4 separate regions of the Homo sapiens genome follow, and all the other regions are linked to region 4. The links are chromatin contacts, found by Hi-C or POLR2A ChIA-PET in ENCODE. All regions are on one chromosome and are shown on one strand. The core of a region is the stretch at or near the end of the contact, and the rest is flanking DNA. Distances in the headings are between cores, read along the strand shown. Region 1 overlaps ITPKB (inositol-trisphosphate 3-kinase B). Region 2 holds the start of ITPKB-IT1 (ITPKB intronic transcript 1). Region 3 has its middle 49 kb from the start of ITPKB-IT1. Region 4 holds the start of COQ8A (coenzyme Q8A).

Evidence for each region. A loop is a pair of places that touch in the nucleus more often than their neighbours do. ChIA-PET counts read pairs that join two places held with the same protein, here RNA polymerase II (POLR2A). Pooled maps may share reads with other maps.
Region 1: a loop to region 4 is called in a pooled map, with 3 times the contacts of the local background. The contact joins the enhancer-like site here to the promoter of COQ8A in region 4. A Hi-C loop is called at or near these places in 6 of 168 maps with a recorded cell type or tissue (CD14-positive monocyte, CD4-positive, alpha-beta T cell, HCT116 and 3 more), 6 of 37 single-sample maps with no recorded cell type and 14 of 50 pooled maps. POLR2A ChIA-PET finds 5 or more read pairs at or near these places in 12 of 52 experiments (BJ, CD4-positive, alpha-beta T cell, CD8-positive, alpha-beta memory T cell and 9 more).
Region 2: a loop to region 4 is called in a map of naive thymus-derived CD4-positive, alpha-beta T cell, with 4 times the contacts of the local background. The contact joins the promoter of ITPKB-IT1 here to the promoter of COQ8A in region 4. A Hi-C loop is called at or near these places in 2 of 168 maps with a recorded cell type or tissue (gastrocnemius medialis and naive thymus-derived CD4-positive, alpha-beta T cell), 3 of 37 single-sample maps with no recorded cell type and 10 of 50 pooled maps. POLR2A ChIA-PET finds 5 or more read pairs at or near these places in 9 of 52 experiments (AG04450, CD4-positive, alpha-beta T cell, CD4-positive, alpha-beta memory T cell and 6 more).
Region 3: a map of CD4-positive, alpha-beta T cell shows a loop between it and region 4 (12-fold over the local background). The contact joins the enhancer-like site here to the promoter of COQ8A in region 4. A Hi-C loop is called at or near these places in 11 of 168 maps with a recorded cell type or tissue (B cell, CD14-positive monocyte, CD4-positive, alpha-beta T cell and 6 more), 7 of 37 single-sample maps with no recorded cell type and 18 of 50 pooled maps. POLR2A ChIA-PET finds 5 or more read pairs at or near these places in 8 of 52 experiments (CD4-positive, alpha-beta T cell, GM12878, HCT116 and 5 more).

Annotation. Positions count from the first base shown.
Region 1 is chr1:226,641,928-226,645,182 of GRCh38, forward strand. ITPKB (inositol-trisphosphate 3-kinase B) reads right to left here. Exons shown (of 8, transcript NM_002221.4): 5 at 1-198. Among named protein-coding and RNA genes, the nearest start is that of ITPKB-IT1, 32 kb to the right of the region's middle. RefSeq lists enhancers at 519-1,186, 1,451-1,510, 1,621-1,700, 2,311-2,410, 2,521-3,186 and silencers at 1,241-1,535, 2,539-2,761. Within about 2 kb of position 1,369, at least 18 of the 41 ENCODE cell types and tissues checked have a DNase peak (open chromatin) inside an H3K27ac peak, as active enhancers do; they include CD14-positive monocyte, CD4-positive, alpha-beta T cell, GM12878 and 3 more, where a contact is called at or near this core.
Region 2 is chr1:226,673,133-226,676,534 of GRCh38, forward strand. ITPKB-IT1 (ITPKB intronic transcript 1) reads right to left here and starts at 1,936. Exons shown (of 2, transcript NR_103784.1): 1 at 1,785-1,936. All of the region lies in intron 2 of ITPKB (inositol-trisphosphate 3-kinase B), which reads right to left. RefSeq lists a silencer at 2,918-3,067.
Region 3 is chr1:226,624,862-226,627,979 of GRCh38, forward strand. No RefSeq gene overlaps it. Among named protein-coding and RNA genes, the nearest start is that of ITPKB-IT1, 49 kb to the right of the region's middle. RefSeq lists an enhancer at 3,079-3,118. Within about 2 kb of position 1,775, at least 2 of the 41 ENCODE cell types and tissues checked have a DNase peak (open chromatin) inside an H3K27ac peak, as active enhancers do; they include dorsolateral prefrontal cortex, where a contact is called at or near this core.
Region 4 is chr1:226,938,790-226,941,782 of GRCh38, forward strand. It overlaps COQ8A (coenzyme Q8A), which reads left to right and starts at 1,505. Exons shown (of 15, transcript NM_020247.5): 1 at 1,505-1,610. RefSeq lists enhancers at 175-866, 601-650, 841-940 and silencers at 1,211-1,520, 1,571-1,730.

The DNA of each region.
Region 1 (3,255 bases), core at 119-2,618, 300 kb before region 4:
CCCTCGATCCTGAACCCCAGGGTGGCCGTGGAGCTGATGGTCTCCCGCCACTGCATGTACCGTGGCTTGGTCACAGCCCGCTGTGCTTTTTCCTCCTCGGTGGGGGCCTCGGGGTCCACCTCGATCATCTTCTGGTACATGTCCTTCCGCAGGCTGGGCTTCTTCCGGGCCTTCGTGAGCTCCTCCTCCAGGTAGGTCCTACGTGGGAGGGAAGGCGACATGAGGGCCGAGGCCTGGGGCAGGGCTCACCAGCAGCTCCTTTCCTGCCTGGTGGATGAAGGTTTGGGGCGTGTGTTGCCCAACAGCTGCAGTCAGCTCAGTGCCCTGAGTCAAGGCACGTCTTTCCGAGGGGACGGCAGACTCTGTTCCAGCTGGGGCTGGCTCTAATTTTTCTTTTCTTTTTTTTTTAGACAATTTTTTTAGTAGATAAGGGAGTCTCGCTATGTTGCCCCGGCTGGTCTCAAACTTCTAGCCTCAAGTGATCCTCCCACCTTGGCCTCCCAAAGTGCTGGGATTACAGGTGTGCACCACCACCCAGCCTGGGGTTGGCTCTTGATCCAGGAGAAAAGGTGCAGCCTCACTGAATCGGACTGCCTTCACTTTCACTCCAAGCCCATCGGCTGGCCTCACAAAGCCCAAGGAGCTCCTCCTCGGGAGACCCCCACAGGAACCAGCAGAAGAAGGAAGACGGAGGCAGGGCAGCAGGGGGTGTCGGGGGTGGCTGGTCCTGATCCTGCTGCTACGGTGGAGCTAAGAGAGGGGACTGGGGGCAGGGTCTACTCAGGGCCCCACTAGATCCCCTTGGCTGCCTCGGCCCTTCCATAAAGCGAGGGCTTCCAAAGCCAGAACCTGTCCTGGTGGGAGAAGTGGTCTGTCCTCAAGTCCCCATCTCTGCTGCTCTCAGGCAGCCTGAAGGCTGAGCCTGCCCATAAGTGTCTCTGGCTCTTTCCAAAGAGGTGAAATCTTCTGGAGCACAAAGTTCAGGTCAGAAAGTGGCCTTGGAAGGGGTCCCAGTGTGGATGGAGAAGGCCGTATTGTGGGGGAAAGGCAGGGGGCTCCCTCAGCCTCTGCTCATCCCAGAGACATGCCTGGTGCACCCCACCCCATCGACACCAGGCCTCCTCATAGGTGAGCCCCCAGTCCAAAAAGCCTGAGAAAATGCTTCCAACTCAACTGCCTCACGGCCCTGGCCTCCACACGAGCAGCTCCAGCTGAACTGGCGGGGACCACCTAGACACTGGGGAAGGTAACAGGGGCAGGGACAGCAGAGCACTTGAGCAGCCGGGGGCTGAATCGCTGGCCCTGAGCTGCCGGGACACGCCACCTCCCCCAGCACACAGCTCTGCGCTTCTACCTTCTCCAGAGCAGAGGTGGGGTGAGTCATCCCACCCCCGCTCCTCTGCTCTCCTTTTAGAGCCCCAGTCTCCCTACACAACAGGCTCAGAGGCTGCCCACAGCCCTTGAGGAGGCAGAAATCAGCAGTGTCAGTTGCAGGATGGGGAAGTTTTCTCCCCTTTGCCCTGTGTGGGCGGGAGCTGCCCACAGAGGCCCCGCCCGCCTGCCCTCCACCTGGCCCTCCACTCTTCCTGCATCTGTCTCCCAGGCCTTGTTCCAACACTGCCCACCAACTTCTCCAAGTTGCTGGTTTGGGACCCAGAACAGACTAAACAAAAACTACAGCCTCTTAAAAATGACAGGCTTTAGAAACCACTGTATTAATTGAAATTTGCACGGAAAGAAAAGGGAAGAAAAAAACAAATCCTTTGGGTGTGAACTTAGGCCTGGCTGGTTAGGACCTTCCAGGAGGTGATGAGGGCTGGAGGGGGAAGTCAGTAGCTTTGGGTTGGGCCCTTGCATGCACACACAACCATGTGCGCACATACACACACATGTGCTCATGCACACACATGCACATAAACGCGGACTCCTGTGCACCACTGCACACACACAGGTGCACCCATGCAGGACACGCACAGAGCACACCCCTCACATGCAGAGCCAGGTCAGTGGTGACGGGGGCATTGAGGCAGGGGCTGCGTGTGCATCCATGTGTGTACTGTGTAGAAAAGGGGCAGCCAGGCTGTGGGAGGGACTCCTGAGGGCGCTGTAGGGGACCGCATGGTGGGTGGCTGCACTTCTGCAAAGAGCTCTCAGCACCCCCTTAAACAGGAAGCAGACCTCAATGTGAAATCCCTTTTCACATGGCCTTTCTCCAAAAAGGGCCCCCGTGGCTCAAAGCGGGCAGTCACTCACTGCCCAGGAGAGGAAAGAGGCTGGGGGGAGATGTCCACAGGGGGTGCCAGCTGGATGGTGGGGCGGGATGCCCACAGGAAGGTGAGGCTCAGCCCCTCCCCACACTCCCCTGCCTGCCCGAGACAAAGTCGAAGCTCCAAGCCATGCAGGGAAGCAGAGACCTGCTCGCCCACTCACAGGACGCTGGGGGAGGAGGGGACTCAAGATCAGGTGGAGGAAGTGCTCCTTTGAGACAGGCCAGCCCAGGGAGCCAACAGGTGGCAGGCGAAAGCCACCCAGAGCTCCTAGGTGCTAGGGGCGGGCTCTCACCTGCACTCCCCAGGCCCCTGGTCCCAATGTCAGGAAGACAGTGTTGACTCTCCAGGACAAGTCACAAATCTCAGAGCATGCCCCAGAGCCACTGAGCACATGTCGGCGGGAGCCAGAGTCCCAAGAAGCCCCGACGTGCAGACGCCACCAGCAACTGCATCACATTCTCCTTAGTGCCACCCTTCTGCCCCCGCCATGCCCAGCATTGTTTGGTGACCGGCCCTTCCCTTTCTCTGTGACATGTCTCAAACTCTCTTGCCCTGGGACTCAGCATGTGAGGTAACCCTGGGCTCCAGCCTCCTCACCCTGTCATGGAAAGGCCACATTCTAGAGGTGACCATGAGCAGCCAGTCTTGGGAGAGGCCCTGCAGCCAAGGGTTCTGGATGAACGCATTTGGGGGAAGGCACAGTCCATGGCCCAAATGGAACTAGCCTGGCACCCCAGGGAAATGCCATGGAAGCTGGGTCCCACACAGCCCCCTTGGGAAGGGCTGGGCTGCAGCTGGGGGCCTGATTTGCAGTCAAGCAAGCCTGGTGCAGAACTGCACCAAGCTGCTGCCTGGCTGGGTGGCCCTGATGAGTCACTGAACCTCCTGGTGACAGAACCCTCCTGCTTACACTGGAACATGACCCATCTCCCAGAATGGCGGTGAGAACGCAATGGGATAAATAATGGAAGCATCTAGCATAGCC
Region 2 (3,402 bases), core at 686-3,185, 270 kb before region 4:
AGGCTGAGGCAGGAGGACTGCTTGAGGCCAGGAGTTCAAGACCAGCCTGGGCAACATGGTGAGACCCCTTGTCTCTATAAAAAACACAAAAATTAGCCAGGTGTGGTGGCGCGCACCTGTGGTCCCAGCTACTCGGGAGGCTGAGGCAGGAGGATTGCTTGAACACAGGGGTAGAGGCTGCCATGTTCGTGCCACTGCACTCCAGCCTGGGTGACAGAGCATGACCCTGTCTCAAAAAACAATAAATAAAATAAAACAGGGATGAACTGGAGAAACTGTGAAGGTATAGGTGCTGTCTTGCTTAGGGGTGGGGATGATTTACGGAAGGCTAACACAAGGGCCTTGGTTAGTCTAAAGATAATCACGGCAACTAGGTGGTGGTACCAGGAACTAGTCCACCAAATCCCAACCTGCAGCCAAAAAGTCTCAACTCTCACCTATAAAGGGATCCTTCTAAATTCTCTAGATGTATGGAAATCTTTGACAGGTCTTCTGAAGCCTAGAGTCATCGTATAAACATAGATAAATAGTGTAGATATTGCATAGCTATAGATTGATATGTACATATACCATATACATTAGATATATGCTATATATTTACACTTCTTGGCCTTTCGGCTTTATTATCTATCTCCACAAAGTAGGACAAGACAAGCTTGTTTCCCATTTAAGTTTTTCTATCTGTACTGTTTTGCAAATCCACCAGAGAGTTGCAGGACACTCCTGCTACAGAAAGATTTCTGCCAGGCAGGCTCAGAGACCTGCTCTGTTACTGTTCTATTTAATAACACAAACACACAAATGGGGGCCTTTCTTCCCCATGACTTTCATGGCATGGCTGGGGGCAGAGCTGGGAGGTTTTCACGGCCCATATATCCTCAAACTGCTCCATTTCCCCCCGATCTCAGTTGCCACCCCACTAACTCCGGGGTGATCAGCTCCATACCACAATCATCTCCTGGTGATAGAGTTCCATGGATTTTAAAAGCTGTAAGAAAAACTGAGACAGATTCAGAAGAGATTCTAGTAACCCCAAACCAGCAATTACAAATATTTTTTAAGTATTTATATATACACATTTTTTTTTGAGACAGAGTCTCACTGTTGCCCAGGCTGGAGGGCAGTGGCACCATCTCGGCTCACTGCAACCTCCAACTCCCAGGTTCAAACCAATCTCCTGCCTCAGCCTCCGAGTAGCTGGGATTACAGGCACCTGCCACCACACTTGGCTGATTTTTGTAGTTTTAGTAGAGATGGGGTTTCACCATCTTGGCCAGGCTAGTTTTGAACTCCTGACCTCGTGATCCACCCACCTCAGCCTCCCATAGTGCTGGAATTACAGGCGTGAGCCACTGTGCCTGGCCTAATTTTTGTATTTTTAGTTAGAGACGGGGTTTCACTATGTTGGCCAGGCTGGTCTCGAACTTCTGACCTCAGGTGATCTGCCCGCCTTGGCCTCCCAAAGTGCTGGGATTAAAGGAGTGAGCCACCACACCCAGCCACAAGTTTTAGATACTTAAAATACTTTTAAGTATCTAAAATTAGCACCTCTCTTTAAACCTTTTACTCACCCTTTCCTGACCCTTTCCTTGTATCCCCCATTCCCTTTCGATTTCTTCACCATCCCTATTTGCCTCCTTTTCCTCACTATCTACCCACCAAGTCCTGCTCTGCTCCCATCCCACTTAAGATTTTCGTGTCTATTCTGTATCACCCTTAATGATCCACTGAGGCTGTGAGCTTCCTGTTTACCCACAAGCGTTCAGCGGATCCAGCCATCCTACCAAGGGTTAAAGATGCTGTAGTCCTACTGTGCTGCCTCCGACCCAGTTCCTTCCAAAACAAAGCAGGATGACAAGGTGACTCCACGAGAACTGCGTTTGACCTCTGTGTGGGTTTTCTGTTTCCAAGGCCACAGCAGGGTACTCTGAAAACTCTAAACCAGAAGGAAAGGAGACCTAGCCTTCAGAACTCTGTGTGTATGTGCTTACAGGCAAAAAAAAAAAAAAAAAAAAAAAAAGGAACCAATGAGGTTGTCAGAAGGGGATACTCTGCTGTAACTGGTGTTTACCACGACCCACCGGGTGCTGAGGAGGAAGTGGTTGCTATAACCCCAAGGGGGAAACGCTCGCTTGAAACAGGAAAATAGAACTCTTACAACTTTCCATTAGCAGCGTTCAAGAAGCCGGCCACACTGGGAAACACTTGCACAAGCACTCCCCAGAGTCCTGAGACGAGTGTCAAGACAGTCCAATCACGAAGCACAGATCAGGACACAGATACAGGTCCATGTTTTTTCCAGAACGTCTCAGCACTGGAAAAACTCTCATGATCACTTCCCTTACCTCCAGCAGGCTGAACTTGCAAGGAGCTGTGGGGAGGAGGAAGGAAGGGGAAAATGGCAGGATGACATATTGGAAAGAACGCTGGGCCCAGTGAGGGTCAGAAGACCTGGGCTTTAGTCCCAGTTCTGCGATTTACTAGTGGTGGAACTTTGGGCAAATTACCCAACCTTCCTGCTTCTCGATTTCTACTTCCTCTATAAAACAGGGATATTGTTTACTGCTCTGCTCACATCCTTGGGCTGCTGTGAGAATCCTATGGAATCCTTCATAGGATGAAACTCGTATGTGCTACGCAAATGCTTGTTATCAATGTAAGATTCGAGTCTGCATAAAGCCTTCTTGAGTCCCAGCCTCTTGCTCCTCAAACGCATCCTCTCGGCTACACTTCCACCTGTGCACTTCCTCAACCCACCTTACTTGTAATTCTGCCCACACTTCTGTAGAATTTCTGTAGAAGATCCCATAGTCTGGTCAGAGGAGTATAAGCAAGTCTAAATAACCAAAGTGGGGGGATCTCAACCAAATCATTTGACTCTGGGCTCTGTGCTCCCACATTCTCTCCTCTCCAGAGGTGAAGACTTCATCCTCAATGGCTAATTTGCCTGCTTGGAGGCTCAGATTGGCCCGTGTTCTGAGTCATATTTTCCATTTAGTAAAATGAACATCTGGCTGCTGTATGATGCCTTTTGTGTACCATCACCTAAGCCACAATTACCTGCAAGGTAATTCATACCACTACAGCACGGTGCAAAAACAGGGTTGGTTTGGGATGGTGAAAGTCAGCCATCTTAGTGTCAATCTTGCATGCAAATTCTAATGAAGAAAAGCCACTACCAGCAGGTCCACACACACTCACAAAGAACTCATAAATTATTTTAATCCAAGCGTTCAAAGGGATCCTGGGTCCCAGGAACCATCCTGCTGTTTCATCTCAGTGAGAGGCAAGATGGTTAAGGAAAAACAGCTCTAGTTTCCTCCATCCCCCCAATTCCCCTACCGGTGTGACCTTGACTAGGCCACCCAACCTTCTAAAAACCTTGGCTTCCTCATCTGCAAA
Region 3 (3,118 bases), core at 525-3,024, 310 kb before region 4:
TGACTAGAACAAAATCCTTACGCATGTACATACTTCTGATTATGAAAGCCAATTATGCTTGTTGGGAAATTTTTAAGTAAGCAAAAAACTGTAAGGTAGAAAAGAAAAACCTTTGGGAGGCCAAGGCGGGTGGATCACAGGAGGTCAGGAGTTCAAGACCAGCCTGACTAACATGATGAAACCCCATCTCTAATAAAAATACAAAAAATTAGCCAGGTGTGGTGGTGGATGCCTATAATCCTAGCTACTTGGGAGGCTGAGGCAGGAGAATCGCTTGGACCTGGGAGGCGGAGGTTGCAGTTAGCCAAAATCGCGCCACTGTTCTCCAGCCTGGGCAATAAGAACAAAACTCTCAAAAAAAAAAAAAAAAAAAGAGAAACCACTCATTATCCCATCACTCAAACCAATCTCTGTTAATAATCTGATGTTTTTCTTTTAATTCTGAAACTTCAGGACTCACTGGCACATCCACTTCTCAATTCTGCATTTCTCACTGAGTGCGGCAGTGTGTGTCTGCCTGCCTGCTGCGCCCCAGCAATCCTCTGATGCTATCCCCATGACTCCTGCCCAGGTCTGGTTCCTGAACTCCAGGCCCACGTGTCCAGTTGGCCTCAGATGTGGATGTCCCACAGCCACCTGTAACTAGATGTGTCTCAACTAAACTCATTCCCTGCTCCCCTGCCCTCCAGTCCTGCCTGTCCTCCCATGCTCCCAGCTCAGGGTGGGCCATCCCCATGCTTCTGGCCTACCAGCCAGTCATTCTCGGGACACCCAGGCCCACGATGTTACAGCCACAGTGGAAGGGCATCCATGCAACCTCATCGTCATCTCTCCTGCTCATGGCCTTGACCTCACTTCAGGACCCCATCATCTCTCCTCTGCTTCACCTGACCTCCTCCTAATGAATCTCCTCGCATTGTCTTCCCTTCTTTAAGCCACAGGCAGCCAGAGTGACCCCATCACATGCAAATGTGATCTCATCATGCCCCACCTTGACAGCCTCCAAGGACACCTGCTTGTCACTGCAGGAAAGTCCATGCGCCTCACCCTGGCTCCCCAGGTCGTGATCCAGCCCTGACCCCTTCACCAGCTCCACAAGGGTCCTCTGCTCCCACTGCCTGGAGTGACTCCAGATGAAGCATGCTCTGGAGGTGCCTCTGTGACCTTCATGTTCTGCTCCATCCTCCAATCTCCTGGTGCCACGTCCTCTGCAAAGCCTCCCTTCAGTGACCTTCTTGTCCCTCTCCTGGGTCAGGCCTCCTCTGTACTCCGTGGAGCCCCATGTTTGCCCCACCACGGCCCTCTTCACACTGCATGCCATGTGCCTGCGAACCCGACCACTGCCACGCCATGCCCTATATCTGGGTTCTAATCCTGGCTCTGGCATTCACTAGCTGTGCAAACTTGGTCAAATTATTCAATCTCTCTGAGCATGTTTCCTAATTTATACATGTATTTATGATAACACTAATAGCACCCCCCTCAACTGGGGGTGCTAGTAGTGTACAGATGAAATAAAGTAACCGGTGTACAGTGTGCACCACCCTGCCCAGCACACAGGAAGCCCTCCCTAACCTTTGGTTTTGGCGATTCCTTCATCATTGCCATGGTCACTGCCTTTCTGCCAGGGCAAAGATGTAGCCAGGCTGGGAGAAGCCATGAAAGAAAGGGAGCTTTCTCTTCTCCAGGGCATTCCTGGGGGTACAGGATTGGACGTCGCTGAGCTCCTGACCCGTCTTCCTTTTCTTCGGGCACCTTGTAATGCACCCGACCGTCCAGAAGGGGGCAGCCTCTGCAGGCGGCGCCAGGCTATTTCAGACGCCTCTGTAGGCGGCCCTCTTGATCTCACTCCAGCACGTGTTCTCAGAAAGCATGACTAAAATTGGGCATTTTTTTTTCCATTGAAATAAAAACAGGGCTGCTGTCGACAGCAAACTGGCTCTGTAAGATACTGTTTGTCCATAATTTGCAGAAGCTATTTTTAAAATAACCCAAACACATGTTGCCACATTGAAAGCCACAGAAATTAGCATTGCACTTTTTCCCCCCAAAACTGCTTTACTCATTCACAAGTTTGAAAAGGTACAGGTTGGAAGTTAGAAACCGTCCAGGATGTTAGTTAGCAACAGATGCACCGTTATCGACCCCAAATTCAAATGTTGAAGCCCTAACCCTTCATGTGTATTTGGAGATAGGGCGTGTGAGGAGATGGTAAGGGTTGAATGGGTCATAAAGGTGAGGCCCTAACCCAATAGGGCTAGTTGCCTTATAAGCAGAGGAGTGTGCTCTCTGCAGTGTGAGGACGTAGTGAGAAGGTGGCTGTCTGCAAGCCAGGAAGAGAGCCCTCCTTAGAAACTGAACTAGCCTGGCCTTGATCTTGGACTTTCCACCCTCCAGACCTGTGAGAAAATACATTTCAGTTAAGCCATGCAGTGTGTGCTGTGTTTTTATGGCAGTCCAAACAGACTGAGACAGGTGTCTGATGGCACTTTGACCCTCTCTTGTATTATTGTTGTCATTATTACATCAACTCGTTATTTTCTTGTTTAAAAAAAACCCTGCAAGCCCTCATGTCTTGCTAAAGCATGAAATCCATCTTCTCACTCCTGGTTTGCCATTCCCTTTCTCACTTGCTTGTTGAATTTGTCATCTCAGGCCCATGCATGGCACTTGAAATGCCAGGAGCGGGCCACAGCTGTTGCAGTAAAACAGCAAGAAAAATGACTTGTCCACTGTTTCGAGGTGTTTGTGGGAACTAGGATAATATTCCGTGTTTCTGTGGGAGGGCATGGGAGCCAGCCTGTGAGCTAAAGAGTAAACTTGGTTCTGCACAGTCAGTCTGCTGTGAGGAGAGAGGACTGGGGTGTGGGGGGTGCCTAGGTTGTGCTCCCCTGAAGGGTTTCAGAGAGCCCAGAACAAAAACAGTGCCTCCTTAGAGAGACCCAGGGTCCCCACCTGCATTAGTCCATTTTCACACTGCTATAAAGAACTACCTAAGACTGGGTAATTTATGAAGAAAAAAAAGGTTTCATTGACTCACAGTTCTGCATGGTTGGGGAAGTCTCAGGAAACTTACAATCATGGCAGAAGGCAAAGAGGAAGCAAGGCACGTCTTACG
Region 4 (2,993 bases), core at 255-2,754:
CAATTAAGTTAAATGTCAATATTTGTGAACCGAAAAGTACCTGTATCAGTTTAGAAATTTATGTTGCGAAGGTGAAGGACTCGCGCCCAGAAGACAGGTCTGTGCCTTTCTCCAAAGATGATTTTGAGGGCTTCAATATTTAAAGGGGAAAAGCAGGCTGGAGGGGGAAGATGGAAGGTATGTTCACATTATTGAAGCCACATGTTGCGATAAAGGGAGCAGGTAGGGCAACAGTTATGTATTTGGCGCTCAGTAAATCGGCACTTTACACAAGATAAGGTGAACATAGAGTGGAGATACTTCACCTTTAATCTGTAGCTATCTGCTTAGGAACAAAAGGAAAGGCAGTTGCATGACTCAGCTTTCAGTTTAATTTTTTTTCCTTTTGGCAGAGTGAATTTTCGTTTCACAATACCAAAAAAAAAAAAAAAAAAAAAGCGGGGGGAGGCTCAGAATAAGGAACAATCCTTTGGCTTGAGTATTTCATTTCATGAAAAACTAAATTGTTATTTCTTTTTTCCACAAGAACGATTAACAGAGCTGCAGACCAGTGTTTGGGGTCATCTGAGTGGAAATTGTCGAGCCGACTTTGGCTCATACGTTCCTTTTCTCGTTAAGGAGGGAGTGACGGGGCAAATCTGCGTGCTGCTGGTGGCGGTGCCTCCCAGGGCTGCTCGGCGGGGACGCCGAGGGCTGCACCCGAGCTCCATCCCGTGTTGGCTGCGCGCCCTCCAAAACCCCGGCTGTCAGCGACTGCGGGCACCTGCACGCCGACGAGACCGGCGGGCGGACAGCGACTCCGGTGAGGGTACTATCTCTCTACCCTCGGGGCGCGGGTGGCAGAGGCTTCCTGTTTTGAGGATGGCGCCACACAAAACAAGCATCCTTAGCCTGAAGGGCCCCGGCCGAAGGGCCGGAAGTGGAAGTGCGCGGCCTTGCCCGCCGCGTTTCCCCTCCTCGGAGTGCTTTTTGTGGACCCTGGGCAAGGGGCTCTTGCTACATAGAGAGGAGCAAAGAACAGGCATCGCCCGGTCCTTAAAGCGGCGGCACCCTCCACGCCCCGCAGTCGCGTCTGCTTGGTCCACAGCCTCCCCTCCCAGGCCCGCGCAGAGGCCCAGCAAGCACCAGTCTGGAGGCAACAAGCACGCAGGGGTGCCTTTGCGGCCACGCACACTGCATCGCAGTGAAAAAGGCTCCCGTTCTCAAGGCGCATGCGCGCAGGCCAGCAACTCCAAAGCCAGGCCTCCAGCCCCGGTTTGCTAGAGAGAAAGGTAGCCGGGAGGTGGGGAAAAGGAGAACAGGAGGGCCCTGTCCGCTAAGGTAGCCTCCCATTGGCTCCTCTTGCTCCGCTCTCGGTCGCGATTGGCTACGGGCCGGGAGCACGGGCCGAGCACGCTCCCACGCGCAGAGCGGCATTCGGCAGGCGGACGGCGGTGCAGCCAATGGGAGCGGCCCGCGGGGCGGGGCTTGTGAGCTGGGGCTCCCCCGGAGCGGGCGAGTTGGTAAACAGATCCGGAGCGCGTGGCGGGCGTCAGCGCGGTGGCCAGCGCGCAGAGGCGGGCGCGGAGGCGGCTAGAAGGTGACCGCGGATCCCAGCTTCCTGCAGCCAGGTAAGGCTGCCACCCGCCGGCCCGCCGCGTGCCCAGGCGCCGTCTGGCTGCGGCCAGAGCTGGGGTCAACACCCACCTCAGCCCTTCTTGCATTCTCTTCATGTGACAGCGCAGCTTCCCCGCGAGTTTCGCTGGCCGCGAGCCTCAGGTCCGGACGCAGTGGGGGCGCCTCAGTTGCAGGGTGGGTCCTCTGCAGCCGTCTCACGTCCCTGGGTCCACCTCAGCCCCTCGTTCCTGCTTCGGGGAGGAGACGAGGGCCACGTGCAGAGCCTTGGGTCCCTGGAACACGCCCGCTGCTTGCCCGACCGCCTTCCCGCTGCCGAATGCCCGTTGCCCATGCCCTTTGGTCGCCAATACAGCTTTGATGCTTCGCTTTCTAATAATGTTGTTCTTCACTCCCAGACCCCCTTGCACTGTGTGTCTGGGGCTCTAGGCTCGTTGCCGCTGGCTGCAGGTTTGGGTGAGAACTTTGACTTCCTTGGCTGGAGCCAGCTGTTGGGCTTCGCAGGTGGGAATTTTGTGTGAACTTGGGACAGGGGATCCTTTTTGATCCTTTCTTCCTTTCGCTTTTCTTTGGCCTTTCCTCTTCTCCAAACTCTGGGGGGTCTTGTGAGTGGTTTGGGCTTACTCCCCTAAACTCGAACCTTTCCGAGGCTCATTCTCACCCATTGCACAGAGGTAACAGCCCCTCTGCCAAACCCTCTTTGGGCGATGGGGAGTGCTGCAGGGGCAGGTTTGGGTGTTGGGACTCCCCATTTGGGTGAGAGATGTCAGGTTCCTGAAGGGTGAGAGGCTTGTGTGCAGTCTTCCAGCCTGAGTCGGGCCTACAGCCTGTTGAAAAACTTGTGCACGTTCACTTGGGCCTTGGATCTACGTGACAGGATTGAGTAGCTGGTCATGCCAGGCCTACCTGATTGCCAAAGGATTTGAACATTCCTTGATGCCAGCCTGCCAGTTGTCACGCTGTGGATGGGTAGGTCATCCTGGCAGGAGGGCTCTTGGGAGACTCTTCTTTTGGAGGAAGGCCTTTCTCCCGAGGAGAGACAAAAGGGGAGCTACAGGAGCAGCATCTGTAAGACTCAGGCGGCTGGGTGCGGTGGCTCACGCCTGTAATCCCAGCACTTTGGGAGTCCGAGGCGGGTGGATCACCGTAGGTCAGGAGTTCGAGACCAGCCTGGCCAAAATGGTGAAACCCCGTCTCTACCGAAAAAAAAAAAATACGAAAATTAGCCGGATGTGGTGGCGGGCGCCTATAATCCCAGCTACTCAGGAGGCTGAGGTGGGAGAATTGCTTGAACCTGGGAGGCAGAGGTTGCAGTGAGCCAAGATGGCGCCAGTGCACTCCCCTCTGGGCAACAGAGCGAGACTCAATCTCAAAAAAAA